Linked DNA regions of Homo sapiens: region 1 is linked to region 2. Evidence: chromatin loops called from intact Hi-C (ENCODE). Cell type or tissue: Caco-2. All regions are shown on one strand. Links, peaks and the distances in the headings refer to the core of each region. The heading gives the core; the rest is flanking DNA.

Region 1 (10,939 bases), core at 2,937-5,436, 58 kb before region 2:
ATTTCTTTGTTATCTCCATTTCCCACTCCCATTCCCCACCCCTCTAGGAAACCATTCTCATGTTTAATGTGTATCCTTTCATTGTATATTTCCTTTTAACATGTTTATTGTATGCATGCATTTCTAATTTATAAACATGGGACTTGTCATAGATTTGTTTAGTTTTTCACTCAGCACTGTTTTCAAGATCACCTACTCTTAAATGTTGGAAGGCCTAACAGGTGAAAATGATGTCTCACTATTACTTTAACTTGTATTTCTCTAATTACCAATAAACAACATCCTTGCATGAGCTTGCTGGCTATCTGGATATGCTTTTCCATAAACAATCTATACATATCCTTTGCCTGTTTTGTTATTTTTAAAAACTGATACATAATAGATGTACATATTTTCAGGGTACATGTGATAATTTGATACATTCATATAATGTGTAAAGATCAAATCAGGGTAACTGGGTTATCCATCACCTTAAATATTTATCTTTTGTTTATGCTAGGAACATTCAAATTATTCTCTTCTAACCATTTTGAAGTGTATAATAGATTATTATTAACTATAGTCACCCTACCCATCTATTGAACACTATTTTTTATTTGTGTATTTATACCCATTAATCAACCTCTCTCTATGCCGCCATCCCCTGCCCTTCCCAGCCTCTGTTAGCCACCCATCTACTCTCTATCTTCATGATATCCACTTTTTTTTAGTTCCCACATATGAATGAGAACATGTGACATTTGTCTTTCTGTGTCTGGCTTACTTAACAAAATGACCTCCAGTTCCATCCATGTTGCTGCATATGACAGAATTCATTCATTCCCCCCTCCCTCCCTTCCTCCCTCCCTCCCTCCTTCCCTACCTCCCTCTCTCCCGAGATGGGGTCTTGCTCTGTTGCCTAGGTTGGGGTGCAATGGTGCAATCACAGCTCACTGCAGCCTTAACCTCCTAGGCTCAAGAGATCCTCCTGCCTCAGCTTCTAGAGGCATGCTTACCACACTTGACTAAGATTTCATTATTATTTTATTTTATTATTATTTTTTTTCAAGATGGAGTCTTGCTCTGTCGCCCAGGCTAGAGTGCAGTGGTGCAATGTCGGCTCACTGCAACCTCTGCCACCCAGGTTCAAGCAATTCTCCTTCCTTGGCCTCCCAAATAGCTGGGATTACAGGCACATGCCACCACGCCCGGCTAATTTTTGTATTCTTAGTAGAGACAGGGTTTCACCATGTTGGCCAGACTGGTCTTGAACTCTTGACCTCGTGATCTGCCTGCCTTGGCCTCCCAAAGTGTTGGGAATACAGGCATGAGCCACCGTACCCAGCAGATTTCATTATTTTTTAATGGCTGAATAATATTCCATCATATATATGTATTATACCACATTTTCTTTATTCATTCATCCATTGATGGGCACTTAGGTTGATTCCATATTTTGGTTATTTTTATTTTTTTGAGACAGAGTCTTGCTCTGTTGCCAGGCTGGAGTGCAGTGGCACAATCTCAGCTCACTGCAACCTCTGCCTTCCGGGTTCAAGCAATTCCCCTGCCTCAGCCTCCCAAGTAGCTGGGACTACAGGTGCATGCCACCACACTCAGCTAATTTTTTCTTTTTTAGTAGAGACGGGGTTTCACCATGTTAGCCAGGATGGTCTCAAACTCCTGACCTCGTGATCCACACGCCTCGGCCTCCCAAAGTGTTGGGATTACAGGTGTGAGCCACCATGCTCGGCCCATATTTTGGTTATTACAAATAGTGCTGCAATAAACATGGGAGTGCAGATATCTCTTTTATATATTTATTTATTTTCTTTTGGATATTTACCCAGTGGTGAAATTGCTGAATCATAGGGTAGTTCCATTTTTAGTTTTTTGAGGACCATTTTGTTATTTGTTGACAAATTTGTAAGAGCTCTTTGTTGTGGCCAAATACATGCTCTATATATTCAGAGAATGTATATTATCTACGTGAGAGATGTAATGTTCTCTCTGTGTGTTATATATATATGTATGTATAAGTATCTCTCTCCATGTATGTATATGTGTTTGCACATAAATATGTTTAATGTATATATGTTTATTTACAGTATTATCTAATTCTACTATATTCTTATTTTTCTACTAAATGTGGAATTTCTAGTTTATGATATTTGTAATTTAAAATCAAGTCTTCTTTTCATTTCTGCAAGTTTTTGCTTGTTGTTTTATAATAAAAAATTTCAAAAATACAGAAATATAAAACAGGGTGATATACATCTATGTACCTCAAACCTAGAATTTTGTTACTCTTTTATCATATTTGTGTCAGACATCTCAAGACATAAAACATTTCTGATTAAGGCTGAGCATGGTGGCTTATGTCTATAATCCCAGCACTTTGGGAGACTGAGACAGGAGGCTCACTTGAGCCCAGGAGTTCAAGACCAGCCTGGGAAACATGGCAAAACCCTGTCTCTACAAATAATACAAAAATTAGCTGGGTGTAGTGGCATTCACTTGTAGTCCCAGCTACCTGGGGTGCGGGGGTGCTGAGGTGGGAGGATTGTTTGAGTCCAGGAGGTGAGGCTGCAGTAAGCTGTGATTGTACCACTGCACTCCAGCCTGGGTGAGAGAGCTAGACCTTGTCTCAAAAAAAGAAAAAAAAAATTTTCTGATAAAATTAAAGCCACTTTTATATACTCGACTGGTTTACTCTATGTATCTCTGTTTGTAGAGACAATTACTACCATAAAGTTTTAAAAATAGTTCCTGTCCATTATTTAATTATACTTTTAATACTAATACATATATCTATAAATAAATTATTGATTTTTAAAATATAAATAAAGTTCCCTTAAATCATTTCACAGGAGTTGCTACAGCAGCATGGAAAGCTTTTTTAATATTATTATATTCTCAAAGCTGTACTATGAGTCGGGGGTAAAGAAAAAAGCCCAAAAAATTTTCCAATTCTCAAATTATAGCTTTTACGGCAGGAAAGCATTAGAATACACCTCCACCTGTAACATAAAGCAAGCAAACCACCAGATATCTCCAACTAGGATCTTAAGATTCCCTCTAAATTGTTCTCTAGAAACACCATTTGTGCCTTTAATCTGCCTTTAAAATTTTTATTTATTTATCTTGAGACAAGGTCTCACTCTGTTGCCCAGGCTGGAGTACAGTGGCACAATCACAGCTCACTGCAGCCTCAACCTCCAAGGCTCAAGTGATCCTCTTACCTCAGCCTCCCAAGTAGTTGGGACTACAGACATGCACCACCACAATCAGCTAATTTTCTGTATTTCTTGTAGAGATGGGGTCTCTATATGTTGCCCAGGCCGGTCTTGAACTCCTGGGCTGAAGTGAGCCTCCCACCTTGGCCTCCCAAACTGCTGGGATTACAGGCATGAGCCTTGTGCTCGGCCTTAATCTGCTTTTTAAACAGGAACACAGAACAAAAAAGATTGTTTGCAAATAAACATTTGAAAGAATATAGCAACAGCTGATCAGGGTCCAGGCATTGAAACAAAGCAATGATTGTAGAAGACAATACAAACAACTCTGGAGCAAGAAACTCAAAAGCAGAGACTTTGCAGTAATGTGTATGCTGGTTATTTCCATTGACCTAAAAGCTCTACCTGAAACAAATATAAACTAGGAGGATCTTTTTAACTTATTACCTGAACAGAAAGAAGTCACTGCCACCAACAACATTGTGCAATTTTATTAACCATTCAAGTCCAGTAGCATCTGGTAAAATTAGGACAGAATTGGGATTAAAAAATGAACAAATATTCCGTATCAAACAGTTCAAAAGAAGCCACTACATACTCTTTTCACAAATATGTTTCACAAAGCCAGTACAGTACTAGCCATTAACCCAAGTGTACTGAAGTAGCAAAGATGCAACAAGAAAAATAGCTATGTTAGAAAGACCAACATTTTAGAAAAAGAGTAAAACTCTTTCAGTTTCTTCCCTTTAGCTCCTAAAACAACATTGTACAGGCTGGATTTACCTATCTAGTCCTACATCAGCTTCTAGAATATTTGTCAGGAGCAAAAAATAAAATGACACTGGCCAGTATAGTCTGAATATCTAGGAAGAAGAGCGGGGAGAAAGTCAGTTCTTAGAACAAATTAGTCAGCTTCAGCCTCATCACCAGGATCTCTGGATTCTTTGCTCTTCCGCATTTCTTCAACGTGCTTATCTTTCTCTGCAAACACTCCAGTGTGGTAGTCATTTGCGCCTTCCTGTTCTCTTTGTTAGCTTCCATTTTGTGGGTCAGTTTCTCTTCTGCTATTTCACTGAAGCTGTTCTTTTATTGATTTCTGAAGCACTTCTTTCTCCTGCTCTCATTTTTCAGCAAGCTGCTTCAAGGCCTCAGCTTCGCAGGGCTTGTGTCTTTCTTCTGAAGCTTCTGATTTATTCTGAATTTCCTCCAGGGAAAGATCTTTCTTCTTTGGAGGGGAAATAAGGAACTCTGGGATGGATTCTTTTGATGGTATCTGAGAATCAGTTCAAAAGCCTAGCCTGAGGCACACTTCTCCAGTGCTTTCACCTGGATATCAGAAGTAGCCATGATGAATGAAAGACAAGAGACTGGCAGTGTATTCTACAAAATCCACTGGGATAAGGAAAACTCTGCTAGATCTGAGCCACCTGACCACACTCTGAGCTGTTTTCTGTATTTATAAAATTTAAGAGTAGTTTATTAAGTTTCCTAACGTGACTAAATTTGACTAAACTACATGACAGGTTTCCTTTTTGTAAGACTGGTGTCAGTTGCAAATTCATGATATTTTCTTGTGGAATATTCCTTTTATCATTAAGTAATGTCTCTCTTTATCCGTATTCATGTTTTTCACTTTAGAGACTATTCTGTTTGATTTCAGTATTGCTCCATCATTTTTCCATGGTTTCTTTTGCTCAACATTATGTTTGTGAAATTTATCTGTATCGTTACATGTAGCTATAGATTATTCATTTCCATTTTCACGTTGTTCATGTCCATTTTCACTAACGTATAATATTCTGTTGTTTGACCAATTTATTCTACAGTGAATATACAGTTGGGTCATTTGTAACTCTTTATTATTATGAATATCAATATGAATATTCTTAGACATGTCTTTTGGTACACACGTATCTGTGTTTCAACTGAGTGTATATATCTAGTAGTGGAACTGCTGGCTCATAGGGTAGGCATATGTTTAGCTTAATGCCAGTTTTTCAAAGTGGTTGTACCCAATCACAATCCTACCATTGGTGAATGAGCATTCTTGTGGTCCATATCCTTGCCAACACTTGGCATTGTTAATCTTTTAAATTTTAGTCATTTTAGTGGGTATATAATAGCAATGCAATGTGGCATTAAATTGCAATCTCTGATTAATATGGGTACACATTCATCTTTTTATTGTCTGGTTGGATATCCTCTTTTGTGGAGTATCTACTCAAGTATTTTGCCCTCTTTCATTTTGGGTTAATTATGTTTCTTACTGATATATAGGAATTCCTGTTATATGCTGGATATGAACCTTCTGTTTGTTATATACGTTGCAAATATATTCCCCCATTCCGTGGATTGCCTTTCCACTTTCTTAATCATGTCTTTTGCTGAAGAGAAGTACATTCTAATACAGTCCAATTTATCAGTGTTTTCCATTACAGCAGGTGATTTTTTGTCCTGTTCATAAACTTTCCCTGTCCTAAGTTCATGAAGATATTCTCCTATGTTTTCTTCTACAAGAATTCACTAAGTTTATTGTTTCACCTTTCCTTTTTGACTTACAAACCACCAGGAACTGATTTTTTTTTTTACATTTTTATTTAAGTTCCGGGATATACACCTAGGTATTAAGCCCCACATGCATTGTCTATTTGTCCTGATGCTATCCTTTCCCTTGCTCCCCCCAACCACAGGCCCCGGTGTGTGTTGTTCCCCTCCCTGTGTCCATGTGTTCTCATCATTCAGCTCCACTTATGACATGCGGTGTTTGGTTTTCTGTTCCTGTGTTAGTTTGCTGAGGATGATGTCTTCCAGCTTTATCCATGTCCCTGCAAAGGACGTGATTTCATTTCTTTTTATGGCTGCATAGTATTCCATGGTTTATATGTACCACACTTTCTTTATCCAGTCTATCACTGATGAGCATTTGAGTTGGTTCCATGTCTTTGCTATTGTGAATAGTGCTGCAATAAACATATGTGTGCAATAAGCAAACATTCATTGTAATAGAATCATTTATATTCCTTTGGGTATATACCCAGTAATGGGATTGCTGGGTCAAATGGTATTCCTGGATAAACACATTCGTTATGAAGAAAGATTAAATAAATTCTTCTCTAGTGTCAAGCTACTTTAAACTTGTTTTAATTCAAGACTCTTCTGTGGTGCCTTCTAATCTGTCTACAGACAGTCTAATTTAATTCAGTCTTATTTAATTCACAAGAGGCAGTATCAGAAACTGGGATTTCTTGGTAACTAAGATTTATAGTTAACTTTTTTTTTTTAATTTTACTTTAAGTTCTGAGATACATGTGCAGAACATTCAGGTTTGTTACATAGGTATACATGTGCCATGGTGGTTTGCTGCCCCTATCAACCTGTCATCTAGGTTTTAAGCCCTGCATGCACTAGGTATTTGTCCTAATGCTCTCCCTCCCCTTGTCCCCAACCCCCCGACAGGCCCCAGTGTGTGATGTTCCCCTCCCTGTGTCCATGTGTTCTCATTGTTCAACCTGAATTTGAATGTTGGCCTGTCTTGCTAGGTTGGGGAAGTTCTCCTGCATAATATCCTGAAGTGTGTTTTCCAACGTGGTTCCATTCTCTCAATCACTTTCAGGTACACCAATCAATCGTAGGTTTGGTCTTTTCACATAGTCCCATATTTCTTGGAGGCTTTGTTCGTTTTCATTCCTTTTTCTCTAATCTTGTCTTTGCCTCTTATTTCAGTAAGTTGATCTTCAATCTCTGCTATTCTTTCTTCTGCTTGATCAATTTGGCTATTGATATTGTATATGCTTCATGAAGTTCTCATGCTGTGTTTTTCAGCTCCATCAGGTCATTTATGTTCTTCTCTAAACTGGTTATTCTAGTTAGCAGTTCCTGTAACCTTTTATCAAGGTTCTTAGCTTCCTTGTGTTGGGTTAGAACATGCTTCTTTAGCTTGGAGAGTTTGTTATTACCAACCTTCTGAAGCCTACTTCTGTCAACTCGTCAAACTCATTCTCTGTCCAGTTTTGTTCCCTTGCTGGCAAGGAGTTGTGTTCCTCTGGAGAATAGGCATTCTGGTTTTTGGAATTTTCAGGCTTTCTGCTCTAGTTTCTCCCCATCTTTGTGGTTTTATCTACCTTTGGTCTTTGATGTTGGTGACCTATGGATGGGGTTTTGGTGTGGATGTCCTTTTTGTTAATGTTGATGCTATTCCTTTCTGTTTGTTAGTTTTCCTTCTAACAGACAGGCCCCTCAGCTGCAGGTCTGTTGGAGTTTACTGGAGGTCCACTCCAGACCCTGTTTGCCTGGGTCTATAGACCTGTCTGCTGCCTTTTGTTCAGATATGCCCTGCCCCAGAGGTGGAATCTAGAGAGGCAGTAGGCCTTGCTGAGCTGTAGTGGGCTCCGCCCAGTGTGAGCTTCCTTGCCACTTTGTTTACACTGTGAGCATAGAACCGCCTACTCAAGCCTCAGCAATGGCAGACGCCCCTCCCCCCGCCAAGCTCCCACATCCCAGGTCGATCTCAGACTGCTGCGCTAGCAGCGAGCAAGGCTCCGTGGGTATGGGACCTGCCAAGCCAGGCACAGGAGGCAGTCTCCTGGTCTGCTGATTGGGAAGACCGTGGGAAAAGCGCAGTATTTGGGCAGGAGTGTACAGTCACTCAGAGCTTCCCTTGACTAGGAAAGGGAAATCCCCCGACCCCTTGCACCCAGGTGAGGCGACGCCCTGCCCTGCTTCAGCTCGCCCTCCGTGGGCTGCAGTCACTGTTCAACCAGTCCCAGTGAGATGAACCAGGTACCTCAGTTGGAAATGCAGAAATCGCCCATCTTCTGCGTCAATCTTGCTGGGAGCTGCAGACTGGAGCTGTTCCCATTTAGCCATCTTGGAAGTGACCTCCCAATTTCTTTTTAATGATATAAAATCTTTCCTAAGCATCACTAGGATCAGAAAAGCAAATTTTTCAGAAATTTCAAAAATGTAGAGAAAAGGTTAGACATTTTGTTAGGGAAGTAAAAATATATACAATTATACACATATAAAATTATATTTGTTCTGGAATATACAATATGTTATTTGTATTGCTCACTGTAGATCTAGTGATTGTAAGAACTTATGTAGCATTTTATCAAGCCTCCCTATCTCTTTAGAGACTTCAAAGACTTCAGAAAGGTATGGAGAACATCAAATGTTGGTCAAGATGGTAGTCAACAGGAACTCTCAAACATTGAGAGTAGGCATGTAATTTGGTACAAGCATCTGAGAAAACTGTTTGGCCTTATCTAGTAAAGCTAAAGATGTATAGATCCTAAGATCTAGCAATTCCAGTTGGAGGTATCAACCCTGGAAAACCTTGCACTTTTGAGTCAGAAGATGTAGACAACAAAACTCACAGCAGCATTGTTTGTAACAGAGAGAACTAAAAACAACTCAAATTACCATCCACAGTAAATAGAATGAATTACAATATAGTTATACAATGGAACCTTTTGTTTGTGCAATTTATTCAAGTGGTTGCATGCGGCCACAGTTCATTTCGTTCTCAATATATGTTATAATATATAGATGATACATGTATGTGTGTATATATATATTTCATTGTGTGAATATACTACATTTAATTTTTCCATTCCGTTGTCATTTGACATTGTCAACATACATTGCTTTACTTTTTTCTTTTAAAAAGTTGAGATGAAAGATAATATGAAATTAATCATTTTACAGTGTGCACTTCAGTGGCATTTTGTACATTTACAATGTTGTGCAACTACCACCTGTATCTAGTTCTAAAACATTTTCACCAGCCCAAAAGAAAACTTATCTCTATTAAGAAGTCAGTCCCTGCCGGGTGTGGTGGCTCCCACCTGTAATCCCAGTACTTTGGGAAGCTGAGGCATGTGGATCATCTGAGGTCAGGAGTTCGAGACCAGCCTGACCAACATGGTATAACCCCATCTCTACCAAAAATACAAAATTAGCCGGGTGTGGTGGCAGGTGCCTGTAATCCCAGCTACTTGGGAGGCTGAGGCAGGAAAATCGCTTGAACCATGGAGGAAGAGGTTTCAGTGAGCTGAGATCGTGCCACTGCACTCCAGCCTGGACAACATGAGTGAAACTCTGTCTCAAAAAAAAAAAAAAAAGTCAATCCCCATTCCTCCTTTTTCTCACAAATACCAATTATGGGTTGTAATACCTCAGAACTACCAATTTGCTTCCTGTCACTATTGATTTATCTGGATTTATACAATATGTGGCCTCTGTGTCTGGCTGCCTTCAATTAGCATCATGTTTTCAAGGTTTATCCACATTGTAGTATGTATCAGTATTTCATTCCTTTTTACAGCTGAATAACATTCAACTATACAAATATACCACATTTTGTTTATTGATTCATCAATTGATGGACATCTGTCTGGGTTTTTCTACCTTTGGCTAATGTGAATAATGCTGCTATGAACATTCATGTACAAGTATTTGAGTACCCAGTTTCAATTCAACTGGGTATAGACTTAGAAGTCAAATTGTAGCAGAATTGTAGGCCAAGTGTAGTGGCTCATATCTATAATCCCAGCACTTTGGAAGCCAACGTGGGAATATCTCTTGAGTCCAGGAGTTTGAGACCAGCCTCATTTATTTGGTTGAGCCACAGGTGAGCAGTCTCTCAAAACAAAAGTGAATGCAGAGCCTTGCCTAACAGTGCAAAGCCAGCTGCTTATATATCTGGCTCCTGCGACAGTCTGATTTGATTGGTGAGGATGATGGGGTGCTGGGCATATGGGTGGCCGAAATTATCAAGGACCGTGGAGTAAAATGTAGCGGTTTCCACTGGGGAAGAAAAAGAAGGACTTCCGGGTTTGGATGCTCAATGGGAGGTACCCAGGGGAGGAAGCTGGGTATCTGATGCTCAGGTATCAATACTGGGGTGGCATCAATACAGGAGTGGACAGCAAGAGGGAAATATCATCCTCAACACCCTCAGCATTCCCTGTGAGCCAACCTCCCTGCCACTCTGCATTCCCCACACTTCCAGCTGGTGAACAGCAGTCTCCTGTTGGCTGTTGCTATAATTCATAACTTGGGCACACATTAAGCTCCTTGGTCTCTGATCCCTTAGGGGAAAAAGGCAACCAAATGCAACTGATGAGGTCTGGGTAAAGTCTTCAGTGGGGAAGAGAGGCTAAAGTGACACTGCAGGTGGAGCCTACAAAGTTTGCCAATATCTGCCTTAGTCAACAAACAACACGTCCTTGGTCAAGGCATATTATATTTTTACTGACTCTTGGGCTGTTGACAATGTTACCTGGTCTGCCACTTGGAAGAAAACAAACTAGCGGATTACAGACACTCCTCTTTAGGACTGTGAACTGTGAAAACAAATCACAGCAGAGAATCAGACAGATGTCCATGGTAATGGCTCATTCTCTAATGGAATAGACTGCAATGATGCTGCTAATCAAGTATACACCATCCAGACTGCTGCCACTGCTGCCAGGATCAGCAGTCTGCACACTGTAACAACACACTGCACATAGCAACATTATCTGCCATCATGGCCTAGGAACAGAGTAAAGATTACATGTATCTGACGCTACCATTGCATGCTGGTCTTGTGCTTCCTTTCAAAAGTCAGCCTGTTTTGTCTCAGTGAAATAGACCGTATTTTATGGTGTGTGGTCCCTCTTACTTCTGACAAGTTGACTATATCAGGCCTTTGACACACACACACACACACACACACACAC
Region 2 (10,939 bases), core at 5,277-7,776:
AACAAATAAAAAGGCATAACTTGATAATATAGGATGCTTCAACATGATAAAACTTCAATTCTTTCTAAATTAATTTATAATAACTCCTCTCCCAAATTCTAAGGATTTTTTTAAAAAAAAGACAGGCTGATTTGAAAGTTCAAACAGAAAAAAATAAAAATTCAACGTACGTTTGATGAAGAAGGGAAATGATAGAAAACTAGTCAAAACGAAGAGGAAAGCCTAAATTGACATTTGTACAAAGCTATTTATTAAAATCTTCTTTGTAATTAAGAAAACAGTCTTTGTATCCATTCAAGAATTCTCTGCAGCTATGAAAAAGAATGAAGCTGTTCTTTGTCTACTGATATGGAAAGTGTCCTAGGCCAGGTATGGTGGTTCATGCCTGTAATCCCAGCACTTTGGGAGGCTAAGGCAGGCAGAATACTGGAGGTCAGAAATTCAAGACCAGCCTGGCCAACATGGTAAAACCCCACCTCTACTAAAAATTAAAAGAAAGAGGAGGGGAGGGAGAGAAAGAGGCTGGGTGCGGTGGGTGGCTTACACCTGTAATCCCAGCACTTCAGGAGGCCAAGGCGGGCAGATCACTTGAGGTCAGGAATTTGAGACCAGCCTGGCCAACATAGTGAAACCCCATCTCTACTAAAAATCCAAAAAAAAAAAAAAATTAGCCAGGCATGGTGGTGTGTGCCTGTAATCCCAGCTACTTGGGAGGCGGAGGCTGGAGAATCACTTGAACCCAGGAGGCAGAGATTGCAGTGAGCCGAGATCACACCATTGCACTCCAGGCTGAGCAACAGCAAGACTCCATCTCAACAAAAAAAAAAAAGAGAGAGAGAGAGAGAGTCCTAGACAAGAGAGAGAAAGAGAGAAAATGAAAGAAAGAGAGAGAGAAGGAAGGAAGGAAGGAAGGAAGAAAGGAAGGAAGGAAGGAAGGAGGGAGGGAGGGAGGGAGAGAGGGAGAGGGAAGGAAGGAAGGAAGGAAGGGAGGGAGGGAGGGAGGGAGAGAGAAGGAAGGAAGGAGAGAAGGAAGGAAGGAAAAAAAAGAAAGAGTCCTAGATGAGAGAGAGAGAGAGTCCTAGATGAGAGACAGTGAAAGCAAGAAAGAAAGAAAGGAAGAGAGAAAGAAAGAGTCCTAGATGAGAGAGAGAGAGAGAAAGAGAGAAGGGAAGGGAGGGAGGGAGGGAGGAGAGTCCTAGACCAGGGGTCCCCAATCCTACTGGTCTGTGGCTTGTCAGGAAGTGGACCCCACAGCAGGTGGTGAGCAGTGAGCAAGCAAGCAGAGCTTCATCTGTATTTACAGCTGCTCCCCATCACTCACATTACCACCTGAGCTCCACCTTCTGTCAGATCAGCGGTGGCACTAGATTATCATAGGAGCATGAACCCTATCATGACCAGAGCATTCAGGAATCTAGGTTGAGTGTCCTTATGAGAATCTAATGCCCGATGATCTGTTACTGTCTCCCATCACCCCCATATGGGACCATCTTATTGCAGGAAAACAAGCTCAGGGCTCCCACTGATTCCACATTATGGCAAGTTGTATAATTGTTTCATTATATATTACAATATAATAATGATAGAAATAAAGTGCACAATAAATGTAATGCGCTTGAATCATCCTGAAACCATCCCTCCCCACCCTGATTCATGGAAAATTGTCTTCCACAAAACCAGTCCCTAGTGTCAAAAAAGTAGGAGACCATTGTCCTAGATATACTGTTTCATGGAACAAGTAAGGTGCAGAAAAGTGTATAGCTTATGTTGCTTGTGTAAAAAAGAGCAAAATGGGCCGGGTGTGGTGGCTCATGCCTGTAATCCTAGCACTTTGGCAGGCCAAGACGGGCAGATCACGAGGTCAGGAGATCAAGACCATCCTGGCTGACACGGTGAAACCCCATCTCTACTAAAAATACAAAAAATTAGCCAGGCATGGTGGCATGCACCTGTGGTCCCAGCTACTCGGGAGGCTGAGGCAGGAGAATGGCGTGAACCCAGGAGGTGGAGGTTGCAGTGAGCTGAGATCGTGCCACTGCACTCCAGCCTGGGTGACAAAGCAAGACTCCGTCTCAAAAAAAAAAAAAAAAAGGCGGGGGGCAAAATGTGTGTGTATTTGTGTATGTGTGTGTGTTTTCTTGTATACTGTAAAATATCTCTGTAAGGGGATACACATGCTGATCAATACTGGCTTAGGGGATGTGGTTAGGGGGAGACCTTATACTGTTTATCTTTAACCTTTTTCAATTTTGAGTCTTATGAAAGTCACATCTAATTTAAAAGTAAATAATGGACCGGGTACAGTGGCTCACACTTGTAATCCCACACTTTGGGAGGCCAAGAGGGGAGGATTGCTCTAGCCCAGGAGTTCAAGACAACCCTGGACAACATGGTAAGATCCTATCTCTACAAAAAATTTTAAAATTAGCAGGGCATGGTGGCACACTCCTGAGGTTCCAGGTATTCAGGAGGCTGAGGTGAGAGGATAGAGTGAACTTGGGAGGTCAAGGCTGCAGTGAACCATGATCTCACCACTGTACTCCAGCCTGGGCAAGAGTGAGACCCTGTCTCAAAAAAATAAAAATAAATGATACACTGAAAATATAGCAGAATTTCTGTAAAAAAAATTTTTTTTGAGATGGAGTCTCACTCTGTTGGAGTGCAGTGGTGTGATCTTAGCTCACTGCAAGCTCCACCTCCCAGGTTCACACCATTCTCCTGCCTCAGCCTCCCGAGTAGCTGGGACTACAGGTACCCACCACCACGCTCAGCTAATTTTTTGTATTTTTAGTAGAGATGGGGTTTCACTGTGTTAGCCAGGATGGTCTTGGTCTCCTGACCTCGTGATCCACCCACCTCGGCCTCCCAAAGTGCTGGGATTACAGGCATGAGCCACCGCACCCAGCCAAAAATAATTCTTAATCTTAATTTCACATTGATAAAATGTATTTGAACAAAATTATTATACTTCTTTATTTTTTTCCTCTGAAATGGCCAAACTCTCTTGACTACTTGATAGACCACCAGCTGACTATTCTTTGAGCAAGGCTGTCCCAGAACTTTAAACATTCAGATGCCAGAGAGGCTACTACAGTTGGATCCAGTATCTGAACCCACATCTCTTTAGGACCACAAATTGTATTCTTATACCAGAGATTAAGTGGGATCTTATTAGAGAAATTCCTAATTCTTAATTCAATTAGTCAGTATTTGCTGGAAACCTATTATTTAATATTATCTGTTATACAGAGATTAGTGTATCCTGGCTGCTGTTCTCAAGAAGCTCACAAGCATGCTGAAGTTACTAAACTATATCCAATTACATAAAATAGGTTCTAAAGGCCCCAGCAACTATGGCAGTTGGTTAAAATAGATTTATTATAACACCCCGTGCCTAAGTATACATCTGAAAGGATACACACAACTTTTTATTTTTATTTTATTTTTTTGAGACAGGGTCTCACTCTGTCGACCAGGCTGGGGTGCAGTGGTGCAATGTCAGCTCCCTGCAGCCTCCACCTTCTGGGTTTAAGCAATTCTCCTGCCTCAGCCTCCTCAGTAGCTGGGACTACAGGTGTGTGCCACCACGCCTGGCTAGAATTATTAATAGCAATTACATCTGTTGGATGGGATTGCTAGAAAGGAGACAAGGGGAAGACTTTTACTTTTTTAAATATTTCAAATATGAAGATGGTGGGATCATGAAGGATTTTATTCATTTTTAGCATTTTTGTTTTTCAAATAAAAACATAGGAAAAAATCAAGAGTTTCAAACCAATACATAAAGTTATTTCTTCACATAATTAAAACAAATTATCATATACCACTTTCCTACCTCCCTTCATTGAATAGTACAAAACTTGGTACTCTGCTTTTATCTACTAGATATTCTGTATTTGCCTTGACCCTTGTTAAATGAAGTCTCCCTTTGTTTAGGAAAAATATACAGTATATCAAAGGATGAGATCACCAACCCAAAGCTATGCTGATTAGTCTTGTTGAACAAAGAAAATACAGGCTTTGGCTGGGTATGGTGGCTCATGCCTGTAATCCCAGCACTTTGGGAGGCTGAGGCAGGTGGATCATGAGGTCAGGAGATCGATACCATCCTGGCTAACACGGTGAAACCCCATCTCTACTAAAAATACAAAAAAATTAACTGAGTCTGGTGGCGGGCACCTGTAGTCCCAGCTACTCAGGAGGCTGAGGCAGGAGAATGGCGTGAACCCAGGAGGTAGAGCTTGCAGTGAGCCGAGATTGCACCACTGCACTCCAGCCTGGGCAACAGAGCGAGACTCCGTCTCAAAAAACATATAGGCTTTATGGGAAGGGTTTGTTATGGGGTGTATTGGTTACTGAGGCAGGAGTAGTTTGGAAAATCAGTCATAAAAGCATGGGTTACAGAAGTTCATTTTCTGTTACCTAGATGTGTTTGCTGAAGGAGCTATCACTGATCAATTACAACAGGTTTAAAACAAGCATTGGTGTTTAGTTGGTACCATGCTATAAAAATTTCAGTCTCGGCTGGGCACAGTGGCTCACACCTGTAATCCCAGTACTTTGGGAGGCTGTGGCGGGTGGATCACCTGAGGTCACGAGTTCAAAACCAGCCTGGCCAACATGGTGAAACCCCGTCTCTACCAAAAAATACTAAAATTACCTGGGCATGGTGGTACATGCCTGTAGTCCCAGCAACTCGGGAGGCTGAAGCAGGAGAATCGCTTGAACCCAGGAGGCGGAGGTTGCAGTGAGCCCAGATCACGCCACTGTACTCCAGCCTAGGTGACAGAGTGAGACTCTGTTTAAAAAAAAAAAAAATCAGTCTTTTTCTAGGTTTGTGGGGATTTTTTTTAAATTCTAAAAACGAAGGCCGGTCGCGGTGGCTCACGCCTATAATCCCAGCACTTTGGGAGGCCAAGGTGGGCGGATCATGAGGTCAGGAGATCGAGACCATCCTGGCTAACACAGTGAAACCCCATCTCTACTAAAAACACAAAAAAATTAGCCAGGTGTGGTGGTAGGCGCCTGTAGTCCCAGCTACTTGGGAGGCTGAGGCAGGAGAATGGCGTGAACCCGGGAGGTGGAGCTTGCAGTGAGCTGAGATAGCACCACTGCACTCCAGCCTGGGCAACAGAGTGAGACTCCATCTCAAAAAAAAAAAAAAAAAAAAAAAGTTCCATCTTTTTTTGCTTGGTCTTGATTTTAAAAACTAGAGGAATCTTGCACTGAAAATTTTAATTTCTTTTGACCTATCATAATTTTATATTAAAAGGTCATAATATAGTGTATTAATTTTCTCTTCCGCTGTAACAAATTACCACAAATTTAGTCACTTAACACAATACAAATTTATCATCTTATGATTCAGTATATTAGAAATCTGACACAGGTCTCACTAGACTAAAAACCAAGATACTGGAAGAGCTGAATTCCTTCTTGAGGCTCTAGGGAAGAATCTGTTTCCTTTCTTTTTCCAGCTTCTAGAGGTTACCCACATTCCTTGGCTCACAGCCCCTTTTCTCCTTCTTCAAAGCGAGCAACAAACGTTTCTCTGACCCTACTTCTGTTGTCATATCTCTTTCTCTGACAACCCCTTCGTCCTCCCTCTTTCAGTTGTAAGGACCTTTACAATTACCTTGAGCCTGCCTGGAGGATCAAGGATACTCTTCCTACCTTGAGGGCCTTAATTTAGTCACACCTGCAAAATCCCTCTTGCCATGTAAGTTAACATATTTGCAGGTCACAAGGATTAGGACACGAACATGTTTAGGGGACCTTTATTCTTCCTACCACACGTGGAAATTGAATTTATAAATATATCCGTTAGAATTGCACTTGACCGCTTAAACAAGTAAGGGATCTCTCTGTCTCCTATAGCAGGAAATCTGGGAACGGGAAGCTCAAGGCTGATTGTGATGGCCTCAACAATGCCAGCAAGGAAACTGACCCCTAGTGTCCTGATCACTACCATGCTTAGCAATGACTGCTGAGCCTCAGGCATCCTCACCGGTTCCAGGCAGGAAAAAAGAAATGGAAGAGGCAGTACCAGCAAAATTCAGCTTACATTTTGTTAGCCAGAATTGAGTCATGGGACCACCCCTAGCTACAAGGAAATCTGAGAAGGGAAGTTTTTAGCTTTCCTCCTTCTCTAAAGAAGGAAGGAAAATTGAAATAAGAGTTGGAATGAGTGACAGGTGAGCTAACCTACAGAATTGACTACAAGTAAGTGATTGAACAAACAACTTTAATAATCCAATTATTGAAGGGCAGGACTCAGGTGTAGGAATTTAGTGGACTATTTGCTATACATGTTACTCAATATCTGTTAGTCCTAAGATCAAAATTGATTTTTAAAAAAAAGACTCACAAGTCACAGTTTACTTAGCCTTAAAAGGTACACGGTAAACAATGCACACAGCTAAACAGCAGAGACCTTCTGATGTCTGGCAATGCTGGGTGCAGCTTCCATGCCCCTCCACCACACAGCATGCTCAGCTGCAAGAGGTGAGGCTGAAGCGTGTGCAGAAGACTTGACCTCTGGGCAGCCACCCTTTCCATTCTCTACCTATGTGTAGTCCATGCTTGCTGCATAGCCTCTGGGAGAAAGTGCTAAATCACATGCCTAACAGGGCAGCTGCAACTCATCAATCAGGGGTTTCACAATGAATGCTTCTGTAAGCCAGGGGCAATCTGACCTGCTAACATTCCAAGTTTATCTTGTATCAATACATTCTGGGGAGCAGAGTGGCAAGAAGGTAAATCTAAGGTCATATCCCCAGGGTCCCTGGGTCTGGGGCAAAAGTTTAGACCAGCCAAAAATTCCTTCCTTGGTGGGCTAATATATTTATCTTTCTTTCTTCCTCTTGAATTCAGAGTATCTTTCTTCCTCTTGAATTCAGAGTATCTTTCTTCCTCTTGAATTCAGAATCAATTGAGAGAAATACAGGAGTCAGGATAAGTGAGCATCAAAATATCACCTTAATAAAGTCAACTGGAAGATGTGGCCAAGTGGGCAGGCTCACACTTTCCCCAGACATCCCCGCCTGGTTGCTGGCACAGCTGAACAACACAGGCTTCTCAGCAAAGGCAGGGTCATAGGAAGCAGATCCACTCCCTGTAACACACAGGTCTAGAAAGGTGGAGGAAGGGCTGAGCTCAGTCTGTTCTTACTAACTCACATGTCTGACTGCTCACTCCTATTTCCCTGGGGAGGGGCGAATGAGGAACAGGGAGATACTCAGTGATTCTCAGCCAATCTCACAGTTCAAAGCCACCCAGGGAACCAATGTGCAGTGAGGTAGAAAGCCACTCACCTACCTGAAGTTGCTGCATCTGGAAACATAAGAGATGGAGATACTGTTCTTCCCCATAACTCAGAAGATTCATTTTAACTACGCTCTACTTTTCTCATAAATGGCAAATTTCCTCTGAGATAGTTTCCTTTTTTTATTTTTATTTTTGAGATGGAGTCTTGCTCTGTCGCCCAGGCTGGAGTGCAATGGCACGATCTCAGCTCATTGCAACCTCCGCCTCCTGGGTTCAAGCAGTTCTCCTGCCTCAGCCTCCCGAGTAGCTGGGATTACAGGTGCCTGCCACCACGCCTGGCTAATTTTTTGTATTTTTAGTAGAGAGAGGGTATCATCGTGTTAGCCAGGATGGTCTCCATCTCCTGACCTTGTGATCTGCCCGCCTCAGCCTCCCAAAGTGCTGGGATTACAGGCATGAGCCATCGTGCCCGGCCTTTCAATTCTTTTAATACAAAGCAAATGAAAACACCTGTTTTCAATTTCTTTTACCAGTCAGGCTATCTTTTGGAACCTAAGACAGTTTGCCTCTAGGTTTCTGCTAGCACTCTTGTTTGAGGGCATTCCCTGGAGTCATAAAGGGCAGTTCTTTGGGAAGAAGGGATGGGAAGAAAAAATAATGTCAGTTCATAAAATAATCTTCAGACATTCTTATTTATAAATGCCATCATCAATAGAGTTTTCATTTTTCCTTTGCTCAACAAAAAGCTATCAAGTATCTTGAGTAGCTGTTTTTTGTTTTTTGTTTTAATAGTTATGACAGGGACCAGCACGGTGGCTCAAGCCTGTAATCCCAGCACTTTGGGAGGCTGAGGTGGGCAGATCGCCTGAGGTCGGGAGTTCGAGACCAGCCTGGCCAACATGGAGAAACCCTGTCTCTACTAAAAATACAAAATTTAGCCAGATTTGGTGTTGCATGCCTGTCATCCCAGCTACTTGGGAGGCTAAGGCAGGAGAACTGCTTGAACCCGGTAGGCGGAGGTTGAAATGAGCTGAGATTGTGCCATTGCACTCCAGCCTGGGCGACAGAGCAAGACATCCCAGCTACTTGGGAGTCTGTGGCAGGAGAATTGCTTGACTCGGGAGGCAAAGATTGCAGTAAGCTGAGATCACACCACTGCACTCCAGCCTGGGAGTCGGAGGGAGACTCTGTCCCAGATTTAAAAAAAAAAAAAAAAAAAGGCTATGGTAATGACCTGTCTCCCTCTTGCTTAAGTTTTTTCTTTCTTTCTTTCTTTCTTTCTTTCTTTCTTTCTTTCTTTCTTTCTTTCTTTCTTTCTTTCTTTTTTAATCTATCTTTCTTTCTTTCTCTCTCTCTCTCTCTCTTTATATTTTTATTTTCCAGAGTCTCCAACCCAGGTTGGAGTGCAGTGGTGTGATTATAGCTCACTGCAGCCTCAACCTCCTGGGATCGGGATCAAGGGATGCTCCCACCTCAGCTTCCCGAGGAGCTGGAACTACAGGTGCACACCACCATGCCCAGCTAATTTTTTATTTTTTATAGAGACGGGGGTCTCCCTATGTTGCCCAGGCTAGTCTTCAACTCCTGGGCTCAAGCAATCCTCCAGCCTCAGCTTCCCAAAGCGTTGGGATTACAGATGTAAACCACTGCACCTGGCCTGAGTTTTCAGTAAACCAAATAATTAATGTAATTCTGACTGTATTAGAACCTAAAGCACATTTTCTGGCTATGGGTCCCCAAGCAGAGCAGGAGGCCTGACCAGTTCATGGATTCCCTGCACCGGGTCTGGCAGAAAGTCACAGAACTCGTTGTATTAGGTCTCCCCTCAGGTACTTGAAGATACAGTCTTCATATCTCTTCAATATTCCAGGGGAGGGGACCCTACTTGTTTTCAAGATACTGACTTTTCATGTTAATAGCAATGCTCCCATAGATATTATATTGCATCCCAGAACTTTTCAAATCTGTAGTTCCACCTAAAATTTTATCTAGTGAATTGTTACTTACTGCCTAGGTGCCAACCAGTACAGCAGTGCGTCTTCATCTTACTTAGACTTCAGAGCCTCCCACTGGCTGTAATGGATGAGCATGCACCCAAGCTCCCCTTCCACCACTCTGCTTGCTGGCATATGAGAGTGCTCTCCTCTGCAGGGTCCTGAATCTTGATTCTCATTGGCTACTAATATGTAATGGCTTTTGCTCAGTGCTGTTGTGACAATCACCCTGTTGGCCTTCTGTGTCTAGGAAGAATTACAGTCACTACCCTAACGAGCTCAGAGTCTCAATTTGCAGAAGGCCTGTCATTGAACATAAAATGAATTTTGAGCCATTGAGAAGACTTTCTGCTTTTCTTGAGCCAGTGGTTGAACAGTGTAATCCCAGGTGTGCCTGTAATCCTTGGTCTTTGGGAGGCCAAGGCGAGAGGATCACTTAAGGCCAGGAGTTTGAGACCAGCCTGGGCAACATGGGAAAACCCCATCTCTACCAAAAATACAAAAAAAATTAGCTGGGCGTGGTGGCGCACAGCTGTAGTCCCAGCTATTCAGGAGGCTGAGATGGAAGGATGGTTTGAGCCCAAGAGGCAGACATTGCAGCGAGCTTAGATTGTGTCACTGCACTCCAGTCAGGGCAACAAAGCCAGACCCCGTCTCATAAAAATGGCTGGGCATAGTGGGTCATGCCTATAATCCTAGCACTTTGAGAGACTAAGGCAGGAGGATTGCTTGAGGCCAGTAGTTAGAGACCTGTGTGGCTAACTTAGTGAGACCCTGTCTGTTTTGTTTTTTTTTTTTTTGGAGACAGAGTCTTGCCTTGTCACCCAGGCTGGAGTGCAGCGGTGGGATCTTGGCTCACTGCAACCTTTGCCTCCTGAGTTCAAGTGATTCTCCTGCCTCAGCCTCCTGAGGGGCTGGGACTACAGGTGTATACCACCACTCCCAGCTAATTTTTGTATTTTTAGTAAAGATGGTGTGTCACCATGTTGGCCAGGCTGGTCTTGAACTACTGACCTCAGGGGACCTTCCCACCTTGGCCTCCCAAAGTGTTGGGATTACAGGCATGAGCCACCATGCCCGGCTCCCATCTGTATTTTCAAAAAAAATAAATAAATAAATGACAGTATGGCCTATTCTATTCTATTCTATTCTATTCTATTCTATTCTATTCTATTCATTTGAGACAGGGTCTTGCTCTGTCGCCCAGACTGGAATGCAGTGGCGTGAACATACCTCACTGCAGCCTCAATCTCCTGGGTATAAGTGATCCTCCTATCTCAGCCTCTAGAGTAGCTGGAACTATAGGCATGTCCCACCGTGCCGGGCTAATTTAATTTAAAAACTTTTTTTACACAGACAGGGTCTCGCTATATTTCCCAGGCTGGTCTCAAACTTCTGGGCTAAAGCCTCAGCCTCCCAAAGTGCTGGGATTATAGGAGTGAGCCACTGTACCTGGCTCTATTTTATTTATTTATTTATTTATTTTATTTTATTTATTATTATTTTTTTTTGAGACGGAGTCTGGCTCTGTCATCCAGGCTGGAGTGCAGTGGTGCGATCTCAGCTCACTACAAGCTCCGCCACCCAGGTTCACGCCATTCTGCTGCCTCAGCCTTCCGAGTAGCTGAGACTACAGGCGCCTGCTACCACGCCCAGCTAATTTTTTGTATTTTTAGTAC

The links. Peaks named below come from ENCODE experiments on the same cell type or tissue, not always from the same donor. Only the 100,000 strongest peaks of a DNase experiment are listed, where the experiment ranks them.
Region 1: a loop joins it to region 2, with 4 times the contacts of the local background. A loop is called at or near these places in 5 of 110 quality-filtered maps.

The regions. Positions count from the first base shown.
Region 1 is chr12:31,711,220-31,722,158 of GRCh38, forward strand. All of the region lies in intron 1 of AMN1 (antagonist of mitotic exit network 1 homolog), which reads right to left. It also overlaps the pseudogene STMN1P1. Among named protein-coding and RNA genes, the nearest start is that of AMN1, 12 kb to the right of the region's middle. RefSeq lists enhancers at 4,248-4,387, 7,349-7,856, 7,857-8,363. In Caco-2, for the core only: no CTCF peak of the experiment used is centred there; DNase peaks (open chromatin) are centred at 4,202 and 4,522.
Region 2 is chr12:31,766,925-31,777,863 of GRCh38, forward strand. No RefSeq gene overlaps it. Among named protein-coding and RNA genes, the nearest start is that of H3-5, 20 kb to the right of the region's middle. RefSeq lists a silencer at 1-6. In Caco-2, for the core only: no CTCF peak of the experiment used is centred there; DNase peaks (open chromatin) are centred at 5,967, 6,577 and 7,127.